Linked DNA regions of Mus musculus: region 1 is linked to region 2. A link is a loop called in an ENCODE intact Hi-C map of the cell type or tissue named here. Cell type or tissue: left cerebral cortex. All regions are shown on one strand. Each heading gives the region's core, and the rest is flanking DNA. Links, peaks and the distances in the headings are about the cores only.

Evidence for each region. Hi-C counts contacts between places; a loop is a spot of excess contacts. Peaks named below come from ENCODE experiments on the same cell type or tissue, not always from the same donor. Only the 100,000 strongest peaks of a DNase experiment are listed, where the experiment ranks them.
Region 1: a loop joins it to region 2, with 2.1 times the contacts of the local background. A loop is called at or near these places in 2 of 42 quality-filtered maps.

Annotation. Positions count from the first base shown.
Region 1 is chr3:117,835,201-117,846,248 of GRCm38, forward strand. It overlaps Snx7 (sorting nexin 7), which reads right to left. Exons shown (of 9, transcript NM_029655.3): 3 at 4,728-4,838; 4 at 3,620-3,784; 5 at 1,938-2,136. Among named protein-coding and RNA genes, the nearest start is that of Gm52614, 15 kb to the right of the region's middle. In left cerebral cortex, for the core only: no CTCF peak of the experiment used is centred there; DNase peaks (open chromatin) are centred at 3,073, 4,842, 5,146 and 7,632.
Region 2 is chr3:117,710,956-117,722,003 of GRCm38, forward strand. No RefSeq gene overlaps it. Among named protein-coding and RNA genes, the nearest start is that of Gm52614, 140 kb to the right of the region's middle. In left cerebral cortex, for the core only: no CTCF peak of the experiment used is centred there; DNase peaks (open chromatin) are centred at 6,130 and 6,596; H3K27ac peaks cover 977 bases.

The sequences.
Region 1 (11,048 bases), core at 938-8,937, 120 kb after region 2:
AACAAACATTTCTGTTTTATATTTAAATTATTTTTCATTATTAATTCTCTGTATGTTTATGTATGTATGTATGCTTGTATGTATGCATACAATCATGTATATGAGTGTGTTCATCCATGTGTCTGCACATGGAGGCTAGTGGTTTACCTTTGGTGTCTCTTTCTTTAGCTTTTCACCTTTTATTTTTAGGCATGTGATGCTAGAGCTCCCCTATTTCTGGTATAGGCTGACTGGCCAGGGAGCCTCTGGGATCACCCCTCTACTGCTCAGCTGTGGGGTAACAGACGCATGCCTTGGGCCCAGAATTGACACGATTCCTGGAGATTCCAACTCTATTTTTCATGGCTCCACAGCATGTACTTTAACCACTGAGCCCTCTCCTACTTCCAATCTCCCTTTTTTCCCTTCTACATGCATTTCTGTATAGATTTGGGGAGAAGCGTAGCAGATGGACTACAGTTTGTACATGGAGGTCAGAGGACACCTTCATGGAGTCGGTCTCTTTTTCTATCATATGGCTGCTAACTACATAGTATACACTAGAAATAAAATAAAATGTCCAGTTCAGTGATGAGTATAGAAAAGTTACAGATTTACAAATGAGGCGCCAGCAGAGTGACTTCTGCTTATAAGTGGGGCCTCCTCAGTACCAACAAATATTTAAAACATGTTTGCTGGCTCTCCCATCTCTTTATAATTTTGAAATTAGAAAATAAATATCAATAAGCAATTGGAGTAGAATCATTAAAGACTAAGGATTAGCATGATTGTTTTTAAAGGCAGATAGAGAACAGGAAAGACCACCATTTTTTTCAAGATGTAAGTCTTCATGACTTAACACATCCCTCTCCCAACCACCAGTAAAATATTGCAGTAAAATATTGGAATTCAATTCCTGAAATGCCATTCTTTGATTTTTTGAGAAACAATCCATGTTGAATGACACCAACTTCATAAACTAAATCTCCAGCTTAGGACTGGCACTGCAGTCATGTCATGATCGACACATAGAAGCTAGAACACCTAGAACTCCATAAAACCAAATGGAGACTGGCCATGACTACATAAGCACCATCACTAAGGACAACAGTGTGTCTATTGGATGGAACACAGAAGCTAGAGAAAGCACCTAAGGAGCTAAAGGGGTCTGCAACCTTATAGGATGAACAACAATATGAACTAACCAGTACCACCCCCCACCCAGAGCTGTGTCTATAGTTGCTTATGTAGCAGAGGATAGCCTAGTTGGCCATCAATGGGAAGAGAGGCCCTTGGTATTATGAAGACCATATGCCCCAGTACAGGGGAATGCCAGGGCCAGGAAGTGGGAGTGGGTGGGTTGGGGAGCAGGGTGTGGGAAGGGTATAGGGGGCTTTGGGGAATAGCATTTGAAATGTAAATGAAGAAAATATCTAATAAAAATGCCTTAAATAAAAAAAAGTATGTATGTGTGGGAGGGGTGTGTATGTGTGCAAGGGTATACATATGTCTCTCTGTGTGAGCGGGTGCTCAGGCATGCATGTGTAGGTGTGGGGTGGAGTCAGAAGACAACCTTGGGTGTTGTCCCTCTGGAGCTACCCACTTGGTTTTAGGAGAAGGGTCCTTCAGTGTGACATTAGGCTCAGGGATTCAAACTGACTTGTTGAACCAGGAACCCCAGCGAGCTACCTGCCTCTGTCTCTCCAGCACAGGGCATGCATACACCTGCCATGATACCCAGGTTTCTATATGGGTGATGGAGACCCGACTCAAGTCCTCCTATCTGAGAGAAGGCCAAGCACCTTACAGCCTGAGCCAACTCCTCAGTTCCTCAACCGTTGTCAATGGATGTCAGGGCATGAGACAGTTTTTGGAAGTGAAATCCGAACAGTGTCAACACACCAAAGTGCAGATGAGAAAGAGGCTGAACATCGTATGCTCAGCCTTTAATGACCTACCCCTTTCTTCCTTGTAAATCCGCTGAGATATTTTATCTATTAAGTTTATTTTCTGGCTGAAGGTTTCAATGAAGTTATTCATCTCCATGAACTCCTCCGGCCGGTTCTTCACTCCTCGCATGGAAGATGCCACTGCTCGGACTGTCTGTCCCATCCTGCTCAGCAAGCCAGGGCCTTGCTTCTTATAGGAAGACAGTTCCTAGAAGCAGAAAGTGAAATAAGTGCTGCGAGTCAAGCGGCAGCGTTCCCAGCTGCAGCAAAGCAACGACAGAGACAAAGACAACGCACTTCCATGTGTGTCTTTAAAAACGTTCACTTTTGAAACATCTGAATTTGGTGGTGGTGGGGGGGGTATCATCCTCTTACACCCCCATTCGACTGTATAATAGTTCATTTCAAAGTGCTCATGTGGACAGTGTTTCCACAGAGCGTAAATCTTTAAAACAAAACACTGGGATCAGCGATTAAGAAGATTGTAATAAGCAATCTCTATCTTTTCCATTTATTTTTATTTTATGTGCATGTGTGTGTGTTTGCCTGTATGTATGCATAGTACACAGACATGCAGTGCCCTCAGAGGTCAAAGAAGGTGTTGGGTCCCCTGAAACTAAAGTTAGAGACACTTGCCAGTGTCCTGACTCAGGTCCTCTGTAAGAATATCAAGGGTCTTAACCGTTGAGTCATCTGTGCAGTTCCCAATCTACATTTTAGCAAAGAGATTCCATATACAAATGATCCAGAGAGGATTTCTTGGGACTCACATTACTACTGATAAGAGTGGAAACCTTAATTAATTCTTCAAGTATACTAGATGATATTTACTGACAGTTTGGTGTGTTCCTGTATCTACCCGTGCCGTCTTACACACACAACTGACAATAAACCCACAATAACTTCTACTATTTTCCTTACTTTACAAAGGAAAATGGGGGCAATGGTAAGGAGAATAAGTTGTTCAAGGTCTGAGAGCAATTAAGCAATGGGGTGGGGAATCACAGCAAGCTCATTTCTGAGGTTCCATTGCTGCACAGGGCACACGCTGCTCTGCACAGGGCACACCCTGCTTCCGTCATGTTCTCATTCTAGTTTATAACCAGACTCTTAAGTCGTCTGGAGTGAGTAAGCTGGGACACCTCCTCCCCTGACTGGCTGTCTGCAGAGAGCTCTTTCAGAAGACATGCACCCAGTTATTTCATAGTTAACATGGGAGAGACAGCTACAGATTGAAAAAAAATGAAAAAGAAAACAGATATTCAGCCATGAAAATCATCCCTTGAGAAATACAGTGTGCTTAAGCAAATAAAGTTAGAGAGCAAAACACATGGGAAAGAGATAAATAGTCTGTGAATAAAAATAATTCCTGATGTGCAGGTTTATAAGCAATGCATCATTTATCCAAACATGAAATAAGCTATTGTCTGTCTTCCCACAGGTTTTCTTTCCAAAAAGTCTTATGAAAACACATTTGTGACCAAAGAGTAACCCTCACTGACCAGACAACCCACCCATCAGGGTTATACCTAAAATATTTTCTAATATTCTCAAATATTTTCTAAAACATTTCACTAGAACACTGGCAGGACACCATTGCCTGCTTTGTGAAGGTGAGAAAGAGGGAGCCTGCAGTCTGCGGTACACATGGATACTAAAGGGCCTGCTGAATTTAAAACAGAACCATTTACCTCGGCCTGTGCAGTGAGGAAAACCTTGAAATCCTCATTAAATGTTAAAGTGGGATGGTCAGCGATCCTGTTCAGAAACTTGTGCAGCGCCTTCCTGCGGGTCTCAATGAAGTCATCATTGAAACGTTCCACCATGCCTTTGACGATAAACTTTTCTGGCAATGGCTGAGACCAAAAACAAAAGCAACAACTATGTGAGAACACATGCCCATGGCAGCAGATTCAGAATGGAGGATGGAAGATGGAGAGGAGAGACAGAGACAGATACAAGGTGTATGGGGACAGAGGTCACAGAGGAGTGGTGGGGAACCACCATGTATGTATACAAATGCTCCTAGGAACCCTGCTGCTCTCTGTACCAACTTAAAAATAAAATAAAATTTATTTAAAGCATCTATCAGAAAGCTTTGAGATGGCCCAGCACCTAAAGGCACATGCTATCAATTCTGACAGCCTGAGGTTGATCTCAAGAATCCACAAGGTGGAAGGAGAGAAACGAATCCGACAAGTGGTACTCTGACCTGCGTACACGAGCTTGCTTACACACAAATAGCAATTATATTAAAACAAAACAAAAACAACCAAAAAACCCAGAATCTTGCCTATAACATGGCACACCAGGTTGCAAAAAATTCTGAAGACCAGTTGAACACCACCTCATCATTTATTATAAAAATAAGTTTAAAAGAAATCCAGGCTGGGAATATGACTTCCCAAGAAAATAATATTCCTGTTGATCAGGGTGATGACCAGAGCTCAAACTTTGGGGATACACTTGGTGGAAGGAGAATTCCCCCTCCCTCCAGTAGTTTGGGACCTTTCTTATATATGACAGCATCCTTAGGCTACCTCCACAATAAACAAACGAGTAAGTACAATATATTTAAAAACATAAAACTAGTCAGGAAAAATAAAATATCATTCCGTGTTATAATAATTTAAAAAGCTACAGTTAAATCAAAGAGTTTAGAAATAAATGTTCCTAAGTAAAAATCATTGGATTTAAAAGTATTATGTTTGGTACTATGTTTTAGACACTCTAAAATACTCAAGAAAACACAATGGCTATATTACAAACAACAAGCTCCACAAACCCTTATAAACTCACGGGAATAATGAGAGTGGGGTGTGCTTCTTCAAGTTTGCCCTTCAACCACAGGAAATCTTGATAACGTCGCCTGACTTCAAATTCACTGGAATCAAACTCCCCACGAGATGTCTGAGAGAAGAAGGAAAACATAGCAGCCCGTGCAGTGGAAGACAGAAGACATTTGCCTAATTCTATTTTAGATATTATGAAAAAAAAATAGGTCTCTAAGAAAACTTGAATCTTAATTATTCAGTGTTTGTCAGCCTGTATTTTCTTTTTCCAGTCATCTATTCATGCAGCAGATGAAATTAAGCGAACTTTCCGGTTTTTTTTTTTTTTTTTTTTTTTTTTTTCCCACAAAGAAAGCAAACACCATGCTTAAATCTAAAGTCGAAACTGAAAAATCTGTCTTCCAACAGCCATCTGGCTCCCGCAGGCTTTTGAGTACTATTGCTCTGGCGTGGCTTTTCTCGCTTAGAAAGTGTGCTCTGAATGTAGGTTTCAAACATTATTCTTTTCTTGACATGATTAGAATTCAGAATTTGAGGAAAGTTCTATTTTTAAAAATCTGGAAAATAACCTGAATATAACTGAGAAGACTGTTTTCTTGGAACGTGTTCAAGTGAGCTGCTTTCACTAAAATCTGCTGTTGGTATGTAAAAATTCCAACATTTTTTTTTGGAGTGATTTTGCCACTTTTTCCAAAAGAATATAATTAATGGATATTTAATGTAAAAATCTTTTATTCCTGTTATTTCTCAGGGGGAGGGTTTTATTTTATTTTATTTTATTTTGAGCTCTATGCTTAAAGTCTTAAAATTTTAGCAAATATATTAGGTCCGCTCTTCCTGGCGAACCAAAAATCTGTGCCAACTCATGTGGCAAGGCCATGGGTTCCATATCGACCTCACAGTTACTGCTTAAACCACAGGCCAAAAGAAAAGTAGCACTCCTCGAATTCATCTATGACATCTCCTGAGAAAATAACCACTTAACTGGATTTTTTGCATGCTAAAAATTATATACTGTAATATTTAGGTTGAGATTTTCCTGCAGGAGTGAAGATGGAATAAAATAAAAAATATTGCAAACATAGCTCCCATCCCAGAAAATAACAACTACCGACATGGGCGAACCACTTGAAAATTAAGCTGTCACAGGGTACAGTTTTAATGGCTTAGAAATTGCTAAGAAGCTTGTGGAATTACACCACCCTACAGAGTTGATATTTACAATATCATACAGTTTATCTTAGTAAACGTTCTCTTTGCAGTTGGAAAAGGTGGGGGTTCATCAGCTGCAGCAGCCTAGGGATCTAAATGTTCACAAAACACTTCAAAAATGTAGTCATTTTGCAAAATGACACATGATATGGAAACAGTAAGAACAGAAGATCTACATCCAGTAAAAACATGTTGAACAATATATATACACACTGACTGATATGTGGATGTACGTATGCATATGCATCACTCTTGCATATACACACACAAATCATCAGTTAGTCACTCTCTATCGGACGGAGCACCAGGCACTACAAACAGGTTCATGAACCACTTCCACAGCAATAAACTGGTATGACCATGAACACCAATGAAGCTTTCGAGCAATGGTCAGCGAGAATGTGATTCAGCTGTGTACGTTCTCAGTCACTTCCAAGTTTTTTTTTTTTCTTTTTTGGTTTTTTTCAAGACAGGGTTTCTCTGTATATCCCTGGCTATCCTGGAACTCATTTTGTAGACCAGGCAGGCCTTGAACTCAGAAATCTGCCTGCCTCTGCCTCCCGAGTGCTGGGATTAATGGAGTGCACCACCACGCCCCGCTCCAAGTCTTTAGTAAACACAAAGCAATCTGTTGAAAATGCCAGCATGAAGATGCCAAACCGAATCAAAGAATCAGTTAATTCTGTCCTCCTCACTCTGTCACTGGTTTAAAGGGATTTTTTGGCATATAACAACAATTGAAGACAATAGAAAATGAGTTCAAATCTAAGAATATTCTTTCTTTCTACTTCAGGACCTTATACTCCTCCTGCGTGGGATACAAATAGCAAAGCAGATAGAGTCACTTCAGCTTAGAGAATGAGTAATTTCCCTACAGTAGACTTTGGAATCACCATCCCACATAGAGTAGTCATATTTGGTCACTTATAGCCATATGATGAACTGAATTTGATGACAGAGCCTGACAGAAAGAACGCCTGTTCTAAAGTATGTGCTTCAAGTATCAATAATGCTTCTAACTGGAATGCAAGTGTCTATGGGAGCATTTGCATATGCAAATGTATTTATATATGCATTTGCTCATCAAATGCAGGTATGCTAAGCTCAGAAGATTTACAAAACTGCTTTTGGGATAAATGAATCTTAATAATCAATTCATTAGTAGAGGACAACAGCTACTGCCTGCATACTAGCTGGCAGTATATATGCTCCGCGATGATAATATGGGAGAAAAGACCTTCTCTTAGATGTATTTCCACAATTCCTAAAGGAACGTAATCTCTATGTGCCCAAAGGGCAAAGCAGTTTGTCCAAGCAATCAACTCAGAACTTTATAAAAGAACTGACGGAAGGATTTTGGGCCCAGAGAGGGATAGAAACTCCACAGGGATACCAACAGAGTCAACTACCCTGGACCACTGGTGCTCTCAGAGACTGAACTACCAATCAAAGAGCACACATGGGCTAGACTGAGGACCTCCACACATATGTAGCAGATGTGCAGCTTGGTCTTCATGTGGGTCCTGAACAACTGGAGTGGGAGATATCCCAAAAGCTGTTGCATGTCTATGGGAAATGTTCTTTTAGCTGGACTGCCTTGTCTGGCTTCAGTGGGAAAGGATGCACCCAGACCCACAGAGACTTGACGTGCCAGGGTAGAGAGATACCAGGGATGGGCCACCCTCTCAGAGAAGAAGGAGAGGGAAATCAGGATGAGGGTGGGAGGAGATGACTCAGAGGAGGGCAATGAGCAGTATGTAGAGTAAGTTAAGAAAAAGAATGTCAGGCTCAGTAACAAAGGTCCTTTTCTCATGAAACAGATGTTTGAATGTGGGAGTCCTGGGGCTCACCCTTCTATAGCTGGATTACTGTTAAATGATTCCAAGCTAGGGTAATTGGTGTGTACAGGTGACTACACACACACACACACACACACACACACACACACACACACATACATATATATAGTCTACATCTTTATAGACCTCAGTATGCATGAATGGCAATATTATAAAGCTGAAACTGGAGCTGAGGATGAATTTCAATTCATGTCTAGCTTGCATGAGATATGATACTCAGCATTGCACAGACCAGGTAGGCTTGGGCACACAAGTCATCGCAGCACTCAAGAAGTGCACACAATAGGCTCATATGTTCAACTCATCCTAGCTGGCTAGTGATTTCATGGCCAGCCTGGGCTAGAGATTCTATATAAAATCAAGCAAGGCTTTCTCAGAGAAGCCATCCATACATGTCCCATGTTTGTGACAAGTTTGTTTCTTCCTTCATACAATTTAAAATTAAGCAAGTATTCAGTAATTAACATCATTGTATTCTCCATCATCATCTATATTTTGAAAGCAGAAATCTCTGTCCATCAAGTGTGGCCTGGCCAGAGATAGAGTCTTGAGTATGTAGGAATCTGAACAACACTAGCACTCACAAAAAAAAAAATACTTTATAGAACAAATCCTTGCATGATTGATAATAAGCAAACAACAAATAATTTTGATATATATCCTATATATAGTAGATGTTTATAGAATTATATATGTAATGTATATTACTGCATATGTGTACAGTTTAAATACTAGGATAAAAGTAATAATAGAAAAGGTCACTTAGTTTATAATAATGTACAGGACAAATTGCCACATCCATACGCAGGCAGGTAAAACTGTAATGGAAAAAGACGTATGGAAGGAAACAGTTTATGCTTAAGTGCGGCTCTGCTGATGACTATGCTGTACAACTGTTGCAGAGTTCCTGAGTTTCATTTTATGATGGAAGAAAATGAGAACAAGTAATAATGTGAACAATCTTAAATTGTTTCCAGGTATGTAGAATGTGTTTAAAGCATTGCCACTAAGTGTAGTCACCACTGATGTCAGCTGGTTAAGAAAACATTCCAATGTCATTGTCATTCATCAGTGTAAACTGTGGTACACACAGTGTGCACTCAGAGTCCCCCCACTGATGCCACCTAATGGCATCCTTATCATCACTACTATAAAAGCGGCCCATTTAACTAGGATGGAGGAAGACAGTAAGATGCTTAAGCAGGAAAAGACCCCTGCCACCAACTCACACAACCTGAGTGCAATCCCCGGACTCACATGGAAGAAGGAAAGGAACACTACCACAAGTTGCCCTCTAACGTCCACATGTGCGGTGGCAACACGTGCACACACACTCATGCCCACCCACCTTAAATTAACTTAAATGAAGTAGATTAAAATATAATGTCAATATGGATGATTCACGGTATGTCACTGATCAAAATCAGATCTCATGGGCATTTCAAAAACCAGTATCTCTGAGGAGTCAAATGATGGGGAAATAACTGTTTCAGAGATCGGGTGAAGGCAGGCACTTAGATGAGGACCCGCAGGAGCCTTGGGTCTGCTCTGTACAGTATTCTTATAATAATCTACTCAGGTTTCTATAAAAGTGTTCAAAGTTACTGCTGTCACCTTATTTAAAAATTAAAAAACTGATTAAAAAAGAGGTTGATTAAAATGCCCAAGACACATAGCAAGAAAAGAAATCTCTACTCAACTCTACGATCTCTTGCTGAAACCCCTCTCGATACCACAAAAATACAAAGACTTCATTCACTCATTCAAGAAAATGATTAGATTTTTAATTAAGTGGATCCCAAGAATTGTATTTGGAAAAACCTTCCTTGAGGGGCTGGAGAGATGGCTCAGCATCTTAACTTCTTCCAGAGGATCCGGGTTCAATTCTTAGCCCCTGCATGGAAGCTCACAACCCAGGATCAAATACCCTCACAGACATATACATAGACAAACCATGACTGTACATGAAAATAAAACACACACACACACACACACACACACACACACACACACACACACTTTCCTTAAGAAGCTCAGACTCCCTTTGGATAAATACAAATCCAGTCCACATGCACTTTTCTACTTACTAGTGGGTAGATGGCAGTTACTGACCACTTACTACCAATGGCTAAATGTTTTACATTGACTGCTTCACTTAGTCGATTCTCAATGCAAGGCTAGCTCTGAGTTACAGAATCAGCTAGCATCTACTAAAGATGGACTATGTGGCTTAGAATTGATACATTTTCAGTTTCATTTCTGTAACAACCTGATGCTTTATGTTCCTGAAGGGTTCCTTTGAAAGAACAGAGGAATGCTGGGAGGCAGTGAGCAGCCAGAGAAGCCTTCTTAGGCAGTGCAGACCTTGCATTTTGAAAAATAAATAGCACTCATTCCATCTTAGGAGATGGAGACGTCAGACAGATGGAAATGCATATTCGGATTCATGAGATCAAGAGGTAACTTTAATAATCAAGAGCATAGAAACAGCTCTACCTGAACAGGCAAGGGGCTCAAGGGTAGAATCGATGAGTCTTGTGGGCAGAGCTGGCCCTGACCTGAGCTCACTTGACCTGGCTCAGAGGGACTGATTGCACTTTGCACTGGAGGAAGTGAGGAGCCAAGGAAAGAGATTCCATATACACACCTTCAGGAACACAGAGCCATAGTATGGCAACTGTGCCAAAAGACGGGACTGCAGTGGCACAGTCCAGAACCCTCTCATCTGAAGAGATGCTCTCTAGCAATAGAGAGTGACACTGGTGATGGGTGAACCTTCCTAAAACAAGACATTTAACTTGCAGAGAGAAATTACTCCTAAAAAAGTGGACTTAATGAAACAGAGTATTTTTAGTTTTGTTTTCTCTGACATTAGCTTTCTCTGTGAAAAGAATGACAAACTTGGTTTCCACATCAGTTTTGTATTGTTGAACAAGTATTCCGAAGGCACACTACAGTGGCAGCAGTTTGCTTCTATCTGAGAAACAAACAGTGTTATACTTTGTAATCCTCAGAAAAACTATCAGTATAAAATGTTGCTCTGTCCTGGTTTTAGTGATTTGTTCTCTGTATTAGGAACACAGGACTCTTCTTGTCCAAAGGAATTAATCTAATTATTTACTTATTTGGAGTGTTTCTTTTGAGATAGTGTCTCACAAAGCCCAGACTCACCTTGAACTCTGCATTGCCAGGGTGGCCTTAAACTAGAGTTTTGTCTGACTTAGCCTCCAAGTGCTAGGATATAAAGAATGGCCCAC
Region 2 (11,048 bases), core at 1,518-9,517:
TTTAAACACTACATTCTGACACTGCAAGAGTCAGAAAACAAGAAAAGTAAGCAGTCCATTGGACTTCATGTAAATATAACTTCAAAGAGAGTCTATGGGTAGACAAAGTATAACACCTGTCGATAATTCCCATGTCCAATTTCTGATCTTCAGCTGTTGGATCATCTTATATGACCAAATAATCTAGATTTCTGTATTTTGATGAAAAGATTTCAAATTTATCCTTGACATGGATTTTATACATGGTTTTAGGTTACATAAGATAAGCTTGTATACCAAATGCCATGTGTTAGCATTGGCTTCCAAAACTAAGATGATTCTCTTCTCAAGACACATGTAGCCTTTGGCTGTTTAAGATCTTCGACTCTCTAGGTTAGACTACATAGTTTACCAGCCTGTGTGGCCCAGGCAGCTTGTCATGAGGTACTCTGATTAATAGTGATTATAGCCTGTTCTTATGCCATATACAATACCTAAGGCAGACATGACAATTGACAATGTTGCATAACATTAGAATAACCTTGCTTTTCTGTGGGTCATATACAGTTTTTAATGTTGGAGTTTTCTATGCTTTTCGTTATTAAAGATCATGTTTTCTTTTCAGCTTATGGCTTTTGAGCCACTTGCTCACCTGAGGCATATTGTCAGATAATGAGTCTCAGATACACAATGGGTGGACTATTTTTTTCTCTGCAGTTCTTCAGCTAGTAAGTTCATAGATACTTCACTTTGGCTCACTCACTGTACTTGGTTAGCATGTTATGTGCTCTGTATTTGAGCTATTCATTATTCTTTTAAAATTATCTCATAAATCCAGGCCTTTCATTCTACCTAATTAGCTTGTCAGTTTAATCTCTGTTGTCCAGTTATAGTAGGTTGTCCTTACATCATACTCATTTTCCATAACTCTCACAGTTGCCCAAATAAATATTTTAAAAGCATAGTTTTATTGTGCTGAGATAAATATTCAAGGAGGCTTAGAGGATAAAGTCTATGTAAAGAGTCACACAATTAGATCTCAGAACATATTAAAAATGGAAATTCTGCTACTTTCCCAGGAATATAACCTTTACTTCCAATTGTACAGAATTAGGGTTAGTTAGGGTTAGGGTATTAGTTAGGGTTTCTATTGCTAGAATGAAACACCATAACCAAAATTCTTTCCTCTCCTCCTTGGAGGAAAGTGTCTATGTGGCTTAAATATCATGAATTGCAGTCCATTGAGGGAAGCCAAACCAGGACCTCAAACCAAGCAGAAACATAGGCAGGAGCTGTAGTAGAGCCTATGGAGGAATGCTGCTTACTGGTTTGCTGCACATGACTTCCTCCATCAGCTTTCTTAAAGCATCATGAACCACCATCCAATGGGAAGTACCACCCACCAGGGGCTGAGTCCTCCCACATCAATCACTAATTAAGAAAACATCCTACAGGCTTGCTTACAGCCTGATCAAAGGCAGGCAATTCCTTAACTCCTCTGATATGATTTCACGTTTTGTTAGGTTGACCTAGAGCAACCCAGCACAACAATGATTCCCACAGCTTTTTGAATGTCAGGTTCATGCTGAAGAGGGTTATCCTTTTATTGGTCATCTTCTCAGAAGCACCACATAAAAAATCTTAGTCTGCTCTGTGCTCTTCAGCTTCAGTGCAGTGCATTACGATGATGTCATCATCATGCTGTGGCCTTCTTTTCTTCCCGTATTTGTCTTTGATTGAAGGTGCGCAGAAGCCATGTTTTGTTCATTAGACTAATTCTCAAGAAACGAATGTGCAAAGCGGTAGACACTCATTAACATTATGTGTTGATATAGATTCATTATTTTATTTTTTTTAGAAAGATGACATAATAAGTAAGACCTCTGGTGTGAAAAATAAACAGACTTAAACTTAAGTTACAGACCTGACACATGTGAGCTGGGTAACTTCAGGCAAGGCATGCATAGGTCTTGGTCTCTGCTACTCTGTTTACTTTTTGAAAGGTGTCCTTAAGGAAATGAAGGGTCAATACAGAGCTGGGAGAAAATCTTTAGGATACTTATCTAAGGAAAAGCCTTCCATGCAAAATGTAATACAGATTCAATACAACTGAACGATACAAGCTACCCAATTAAAATCTACAAATGGTTTGAATAGACATCTCAGTAATCAAAGACGATCTGAGAATGGCAAATCAGCACAGAAAGAAATGTTACAGCTCCTTAGGAATTAAGTAAATGCAAATTAAAACCACAGTGAGACATTCTAAACACTCATTAGAATACTTTACACTTAAATGACAAAAGCTTAACAAAAAAAACAGTATTTCACGTAGTAGTGAGATAAGTAGAGCTGTTCATCATTGCCAAGAAAACAAAACTACTGCCTGACTTGGTGCAACCATTCAGCAGTGTAAATATAAATATAAATATAAATATAAATATAAATACAAATACAAATATAAATATAAAAACATATGCATTCACCTTGTACCTAGCTATCTAGTCCCTTCCCCCCATCTACTCCAGAGACACTAAGATAGGTGTCCTCTCCAAGATAATGAGAGTGATTGGGGAGTTTTATTTGCCATAGTCTAAAACCAGATACATTCCAAGTGGCTATCAACATTTAGACGTGAAACTAAACTAAATCAGATAAAAAGCACTTGTTGTAGATCTATTCAATGGATGATAACTCAAAGTATCAAAACACACAGCCTAAATTAACATGAAAATTATTATGCTAAGAGAAAGAAATCAAGTAAAAATAAATCATCCTCTATATTTTATTTAAGTCAGATTATAGAAAATGCAAAATGTTTTATTGTCACAGAAAGTATATAAATAGTTTCATGGAGGTGAGAGTGAAGAGAGTTGAACACAGAAGCACAGGAAAATATTCTGGATATGTGATGTGTATTTACAACCATCTGTGTTGATTCCTGAAGTTTATAAGTCAGTCATGTTAGCCCTGGTTCGAGTTCAATGAGAGTCCCCTCTTCAAACCATAAGGCTATGAAGTTACTCATAGCCTCAAATACACCCACATAGATTTGTGAACTCCAAACTACCCCCCTACACACACACACACACACACACACACACACACACACACACACACTCACACACCTCACTCAAGAGACTAGATCACTTTATTTGAAGAGTAATGATTGTCAAACCAAAAAAGAGGGAGGACTCTGTTGAATGCTATTTATAAGGATGTGTTTCTGCTAAAATGAAAAGAAAGGAGATGATATATCCTAAAGTATAAACCAAATTCTTATGTATCTGTTCTGATATCCATCAAACATACCACTGAGTTTTGAAGTGGGTTTTGTTTTTGTTCACTTGAAAATTTCTAAACGTGTATTATGTACAGTGATCAAACAGTTTTCCATTCAATTCCTTCCAATTCATTTCCATCCCCCAACACTTCCCATGCTCATTTCTATGTTTGCATTTATTGTAAGAAAATTTCATATATTTTTATAATATTCTTTCTACTCCTCTAACTCTTCCCAGATCTTCTCTATTCTCTACCCACCCAACTTCATGGCTTTTTGTCTCTCAAAAACAAAACCAAAAATAAATACTAGACAACAATAAACCATGGAGTCCAACTTGTGTTGACCAATGTGCCAGATCATTCAGTAGATTACAAAAAGACTTAAATATATGTAACTGAATAAGACAACTTTTAGGTGCTTAAAATAATAATAAAAAAATACTAAAAGAATATAAAAGCCCACAATTTCACTTTAATGTTATAGTACTGTAACTTTAATTTTTCCAAATCCTATTTTTAATGATGGTTCTTAAACATTGTAACCTTCCTTATAGCCCACCACCAACCAAAAGTAGTGGAAAAGAAAGGATATGGGGAAGTGGACCTGTTTATAAAGGTTCTTTGGAGCAACTCCCATCTGTGTAGTCTGGAAATTGGCAGTTTAGTTCACAGGTTAGCAGGCAGAGACAGCTCCATCCACTCGCAAACATTTCATGGATGGAGGATACACCAACAGTCCAGTTTGTTAGAGTTGGGTTAGTAACAGTGGTGACATGGACAACTAGGCATCAGCCTTGACTTGAGTTAGCAGGAGGGACCAGGAAGGACATCAGAAGACGTTCTCCACTGTGCCTCCCTCAGCAAAGCTCTCTCTATCACTCAGTTGATTCCTATTTATACCCTCAAAACATCTCTTGTCCTGAGCCTCATCACATGTGTCTTGCCTCAGCATACACATCCAATCAGCCCAAGTTCTCCAAGGTGTGACAAATGGAATTCAACTATGCAATGTAAGGCAGACCAATACATGCCTGATGTTAGCAAAGAATCCTTCATCGGGTGTCCTTTCACGTGTTTGCTTTAGTAGAACATCCTCTTTCCTGTGTCTGCTTCATTGAAAATTTCCTTCACAAGTCTGCAGTACCCATTCACACCAGTGTCCTCTGCAGGAAAACACTCCTTCAAGTGTTTGCCCTAGTAAAACACCATCTAACACAACTGACTCTCCAAAGAACCATTAATTTTCTACTTCATAGTACCTTCTTGTACCTTTTTTTTTTTTTTTTTTTTTTTTTTTGCTGGTTCGTGAGTTAGTAGGGTAAAGAATGTAGTACTCAAGGTGTCAAGTGGCACTTCCCGGAGCAGAAAGACCAGCTTTCTTAATTCTGCTTGTTGGTTCCATAGAAAAAAAAATAAACCTTAAAAACGACCATTGATTTAGGACATGCCAACTGTTGAATTGAAAAAGCCCAGTTGTGGTGAAATGAGAGGTTGTGAATGTGACTGTAATAAGTTATAGAGAAGAAGAATCTAGAAAACAGTGTGCAAGCAACTATTTTGATTTACCAAAAGAATTTGTAAAGAAGAGAAATGGGCTAGTATCTGATAAGGGAAGTCTGGTCAAGGGTGATATTTTTAAGGTGGGAGACATTTGGATACAGTGAAGAAAACTTAATAAGAAACAGCTACTAATTCTTGTATAAAAACTGATAATTGGTTGAAATGGTGTCCTTAAGTAGCAAAGGATGGGAGAATTTAACACAAAAGAATAGGTAGTCCTGTTGTAACAGATGGAACACATGGTGTTTACAAATGAGAAGAACTTGAGAAGTCCTTTTGATTGGTTAATCAGTCCAAGAATGAAGATGGTGAAACAGAAGTTTGTGAGGGTAAAAAGAGGGGGTGGGAAGGAGTCATCTGCGACAACAGGGAATAAATGGAGCAGGGAATTGAGTGTTTGGATTGAATGGTATTAACAACCAAGGTAAAGTGATTAACTATGAGTGTGTGAGTCAACTCAACTGATTTGTTTTCTCAAAAAATGTTCACCTGAGCAGGTGCCAAGTAGAAGTAGGCAAAGAGTTAGATATAGCCAATAGTGGAGCTTTGACATATATGCAATAAAAGGGAGAACTTAAGATGGACAGTGGAATTGTAGGGAAGAAGGGAAGAAACAAGATAAATAATTATAATTAAGGGGTTTAAATTCATAAACAAGTTGAAAGATCTCATCAAGATCTTAGTAAAAGGGCACAGAGAAGATGAAGGATGCTAGGAGAAGCCACTGTGCTTAGATTTAGGCTTATGGAGGAATTTTGGTTACTAGCTGTTTTTGATTGAAATGGAATGAATGTCAGAAATAGTTTAGGAGAGAAAAAATGATGCCAGAGAAGATCACATAAAGAAACAAATGTTAGGATTTGAAAAAGTAACTTCCATGAGTGTTGGCAACATGCACAGTTACAAGAGAAAGATTGTTAAAGTAACAGTAAGCCAGGCATGACATCCTCAGGCCTAAGGCTGTTATGACTGCGGATGTGATAACGTGGAGTTAACATATAGTGGAGAGAACTTGGGAAAGGAAGAGAAAACTCTAGAAAGGACAGCAATATCAGGATTATTTCACATTCTTTTTAGGTTCTGATATAGAAATCTATAAAGTATAAGTTCTGGAAGGAAAGCAGTCACCCTGGGGAGAGCCAAAGGACAGGAACAAGCCTCAGAAAAGAGCTTAGTTTCAAATGTGTTCCCAATGACAGAACAATCTTTGTCTATAAATAGCCCAGAAATGATTCTGCTTTTCTGGCTGCTGAGGATTCTGTCTACTCCGTCTTAACACTTCATGTGGAGCTGTGAAGACTCACTGTGAGAAGACTCACTGCTGCATCTCTGGCACCCTCAGCCAACCCTACACCCACACCACCCACACCACTAACAGCTTAGACTTCAGACCTACTGATTACAAAAGTTTTTGTGTCATGAACCTCTCTGCTTCTCCTCTCCCCTCCCCTCCCTTCTTCTCCCTCCTATCCCCTCCTCTCCCTTCCCCTCCCCTCCTCTCCCTTCACCTCCACTCCCCTCCCCTCTCCTCTCCTCTTTCTTCTTCTCCCTCTCTATCTCCCTTTGGAGCTACTTTTTAGCCATACAACCAAGTCAACTTCTTCTTTTTTGGAAGGAAAAGGTATAAAATGGATAAAGAGATAGTTCAAAATATTTTAGGACACACTTAAGTGAGAAAGCAAGAAAACTATACTATCAAGGCTCACAATATGAAGCTGAGTGTGTGATTTGTCAATAGTCCCAGAAATGCCAAGTGGGATGTGAAGAAACCACGGAGGATTGCCAACTCAGTTGGATCCAGAATCAAATAAGAGGCATCCCTCTGAATGGCTCTTTCATAGAATTATCAGGGAAGCTTAACTGGGCCAGTATCTTCTACTTGCAGCAGCCCAGATATATGAACAGGTCCCAGGGAAAAGAGAGCTATCTGCTTGCTTATTTCCCTTTCCTGCTGGTGGGTTCATTTAACCCATTGCTGCTGCTGCTGCTCCAGCTATTACTGCAGTCAGAACCCAGCAAGCAAATGACTCTCCAGGAATCCTATGGGGTCTCAGAACCAGACTGCGACCATTGAGGCATCTAGTTTTGGGTGGAGCAGACGTAGAATTCCCAACATCCCTGGCATGGATATTGTTGAACTACCCAGCTTGTATCCTGTAAGCTAGTCTAATAGAGTCCTCTTGCAATATGTATTTATCTTGTCCATCCTGTCACTTTTTAAAAAGTTGATGAATGAAAGCAGCAGGTAAACGTATACCTTAAGAGAAGAAAAATCTTCAAGAAAGAGCAAAATAAGAAAACAAAAACCAAAAACAGGGAAAAAAAACCCAACTTGTTAACTTTGTGGCTTTGTCTTAAAAGCCTCCCTACACCTACTGTAAAATTCAAGAATGTGCTTTGAACAAGTGCCTTCCAAAGACTGCAATCTGTGAAAAAAGAAAATATTCATAAAGGACTCTTCTTTAATCAAATCTATTTAACAATGCCAGGCCTCCTGCACTTTCTCCCAAAATTCTAATGTTTTTAATTCAAGGAATTAAGTTGTGATTCCAGCATTTGCTGAGTAACCATGTATTGATGATGTGCAGTAAAACTGATCACCAAACTCATGTTCAACATTAAATGAAATTGAAGTATCATTTTGTATTTGTTTCTTCTGGAGATGAATTTCAATGCAATTTGTTTTATGCCATTGATGCCCCCCTCCAGTGATAATAACATGCCTGGTACACAGAATTTTTTACAACACACTTCACAGAATTGTCTCAAGTGACCCATACAATGCTCCTGTGAGATAGAAAAGACAATTCTTATTTTAAGTTTGTGTTTGAAGAACCATCCAACTATGCATGACAGAGGAGTGACAGAAAATCCCTAGTTAATTTTCTTACCAGTGCTTCATTTTCTATTCTGTTACATATTAGAGAGCAAAGAGTTATTAGAAAAATAAGTGACATGTTTATTCCTTTAAATTTTCCCTTTTAACAAAGTGCCTTCATATTCCTTCACTGTGCCTACATGGTGAAATAGATGTAAATCCCATCTTGAAAAGGTTCATTGCCCAGCAGAACAGAGAAAGAAGTTGCAGTTTTCCAGAATGATGGTGAAGGATGGTATCTAAGTGACTACCATGTTAGAGTACCAGATAGCAGTGGACTCTCATCTATGACTGCAGGCATTAAGGACGTATCAAGGGTGGTGACTCAGGCTTAACAATTGCAGCTGAGAAAGTAAAGCAAATTCAAGCTAGGAATAGGCAAAATGTTCCAGGGAGAAGAAATGAAGGGACTTGGGAATCTACCTTTATTAATGTCTCGGCACAATAGAACATCACTCAAGATACATGAGGATCCCACCTTTCACACCTTTCTCCTAGTGCCCAAGCACTCCATGCTTGTACATCATTGGCCCAGAAAGATACGTGAAGACTCTGACATTGATTTATCAAGAGATTAGCAGACTTTCTTGGTAATCAAATGTTTGTTCACCCTTTACTTCTAAGACCTGTTCTTTGATCTTATCAAGAAAACCCCCTGTGTGTGTGAAGTTGTTCTTTGTTCTAGTACCTGATGACCACCTTCCTCTGGACTGGGCCAATATGACTTCACAAGAACCTTTTCCTTTAGCTGGTACAAACATCAACTAAAAGGAATAGCAGTTTATCATATGTCATGTTAGACGTTTTGGTCTATGGTCACTTGGTCCTGATGCTTTGAGCCTAACATCATAGCAATAAGCACATAGATGAACAGAGCTACTATTTCATGATGACCAGAAAGTGAAAGGAGAATTAGGGACCAGGGCTCTATTATTCTTTAATAGGACTTCCTCTAGGAAACTCATTTTCTTCTGCTAGGCCCTACCTCCTAAATGTGGCATCATTCTTGCTATCTCCATGTTTGGTGAAGAAGCTGTTAGCTTAGGGAAATTGGAGGACAGATCAGATCGAAATCATAATGCCACCCATCTACCTGAAGTTTACCACAATTTACTATGTTCTAGGACCATGCACTGGGGCAAAGTGTGGTTGTGGTTTAAAAATATTTTAAAATACCACTAGTATTTCACTTTCAAAAATACTTAATTCCTAAAGCTTATGATGCACGGTAACAGCCTAGGTATGCCAAACTAATGCAAATGCATGTCTGCTGACTAATAACACACTACATTGTTGTATGCTATGTCTCTTGAACAGCCAGAAACATTCCAACAAGGAGCATGTGGGAGACCTAAAATCAAGTCAATAGCTTTCCTAGCATGCAAACTTTACATCTAGATGAAGTGCATTCATTTATTAAATATGACTGAATTCTTATTCTTGTATGTTTTAGACATCGAAAATGTGAATCTGTTTAAGTAATCTCAAATATAAGAGTTCCTTGTCTGTGTCTGATCTAGCAGTTATAACTCTATAACTGCCAACATCCTTTGAGTACATTTACTTAGTAGGCTTTTCTAACGTTCCACAGAGAGGCTAAGAGTGTCACTAGAGAGCATCTGTAGGATTCCTGCTTTATTTTGACCCACCTACAGAATTCTTCTATCGATGTATTTGGAGAGTGTCTTGGTTTATAAAACATGAAACCACTTCAGCTTTAGAATTTCTGATAATTTAAAGCTTTCTCATGAGTCACGGTCCATAATAATTTGGCTTTAGAATAAACTCCTTCCCCTTTTGAGTTGAGAATTGTGTTCTACTGCTACAACAATAATACAAAAATAAGGCATATGCAATTTCATCAGCAAATATTATGAAGGTTCATGAGCATATAATACTTAAAATCAGAAATTTCTGTATTTTATTTTTATTGTTTTAATGTAGAAGCACCTGATGTCAACCAGCATTAAAAAAAAAAAATCTAAAGCTACCGAGTTGTTTCATTAAAATGTTTGAATAAAAATTCTAACATTACAATTTAGCTAAAAGATTAATGATATCAAAAGAAAAGCTGAGAGTAGACATATTGAATTTAATCCCGGTGCCAAGCACTTAGAGGGAAAAAAAATCAAATTTGCATGAAATGGTTACTAGGCCAAATGATGGTAGTCTAACTTTGTAAAAACTTTTGCCCCTTAAACAACGAAATCTGAAGTATTTAAGAAGATGTGGGTCCAGAAAATAAAGACACAGCCAAACAAAGTGACCCGAAACATTTAATGAAAAGGTAATGCTTCCAGGTAAAAGAAGGAAGATCTTTAAACAACAGTAAAATTCTAGATCACAAGTCATAAATTACAAGCACAAAATTTAAAATTTCAAAATAAATTCTCAGTCTATTAACAGGAAAATAAAAAGCCAAAATTATTATAACTTTCAGGAGCACTGTACCTGGCAATTTATCTCAAAAAAATTGAAACATTCATCCTATCTAAGGAGAGGCCACTAACACAAAGCACTGCAGAGATTGTCATAACAATTTTATAATAATCACATTTCATGCCACTGCCTTCACAGTTTTCCTTTTGGGTAAATTAAATTTATTTCTTTTACTTATTCATTGTACATCCCTCTTACTGGCTCCCTCCCTGTCACCCTTTTCCCATCCTCCTCCCCTTCTCTGAGTGGGTCGGGACCCCCTGAGTACACCCCACCTTTGGGCACTTCAAGTGTCTTCGAGACTAGGCACTTCTACTCTCGTTGATGCCAGACAAGGCAGCCCAGCTAGAAGAACATATCCCTAACACAGGCAACAGCTTTTGAGATGGCCCCATTTCCATTTGTTTGGAACCCACATGAAGGTCAAGTTTCAGTCTGATCATATGTGTGGGAAGGCCTAGACTCAGTGTATTCTTTGTTTGGTGGTTCAGTCTCTGAGAGAATCAAGGATCCAGGTTTTTTGACTCTGCTGGTCTTCCTGTGGAGTTCCTATTGCCTTCGGGCAGGCCCTGCAATCCTTTCTCCTATTCTTCAACCTCCATCCACTGTTTGGCTGTGGGTGACTATATCTGTCTGAGTCAGCTTCTGGGTGGAGCCTCTCAGATGACACCATGATCCTGTCTGCAAACGTAACAGAGTATCATTAAAAGTGTTAGGGACTGGTGCTTGCCCTTGGGATAGGTCTTATGTTGGGTCTGGTTTTGGGTGGCCTTTTCCTCAGTCTCCGGTCCATCCCTTGTGCCTGCATTTCTTGAAGACAGGATAAATTTGGGGTTGAGAGTTTTGTGGGTAGGTTGGTATCTCTGTCGCTTCACTGGGGTTCCTGTCTGGCTACAAGAGATGGCCT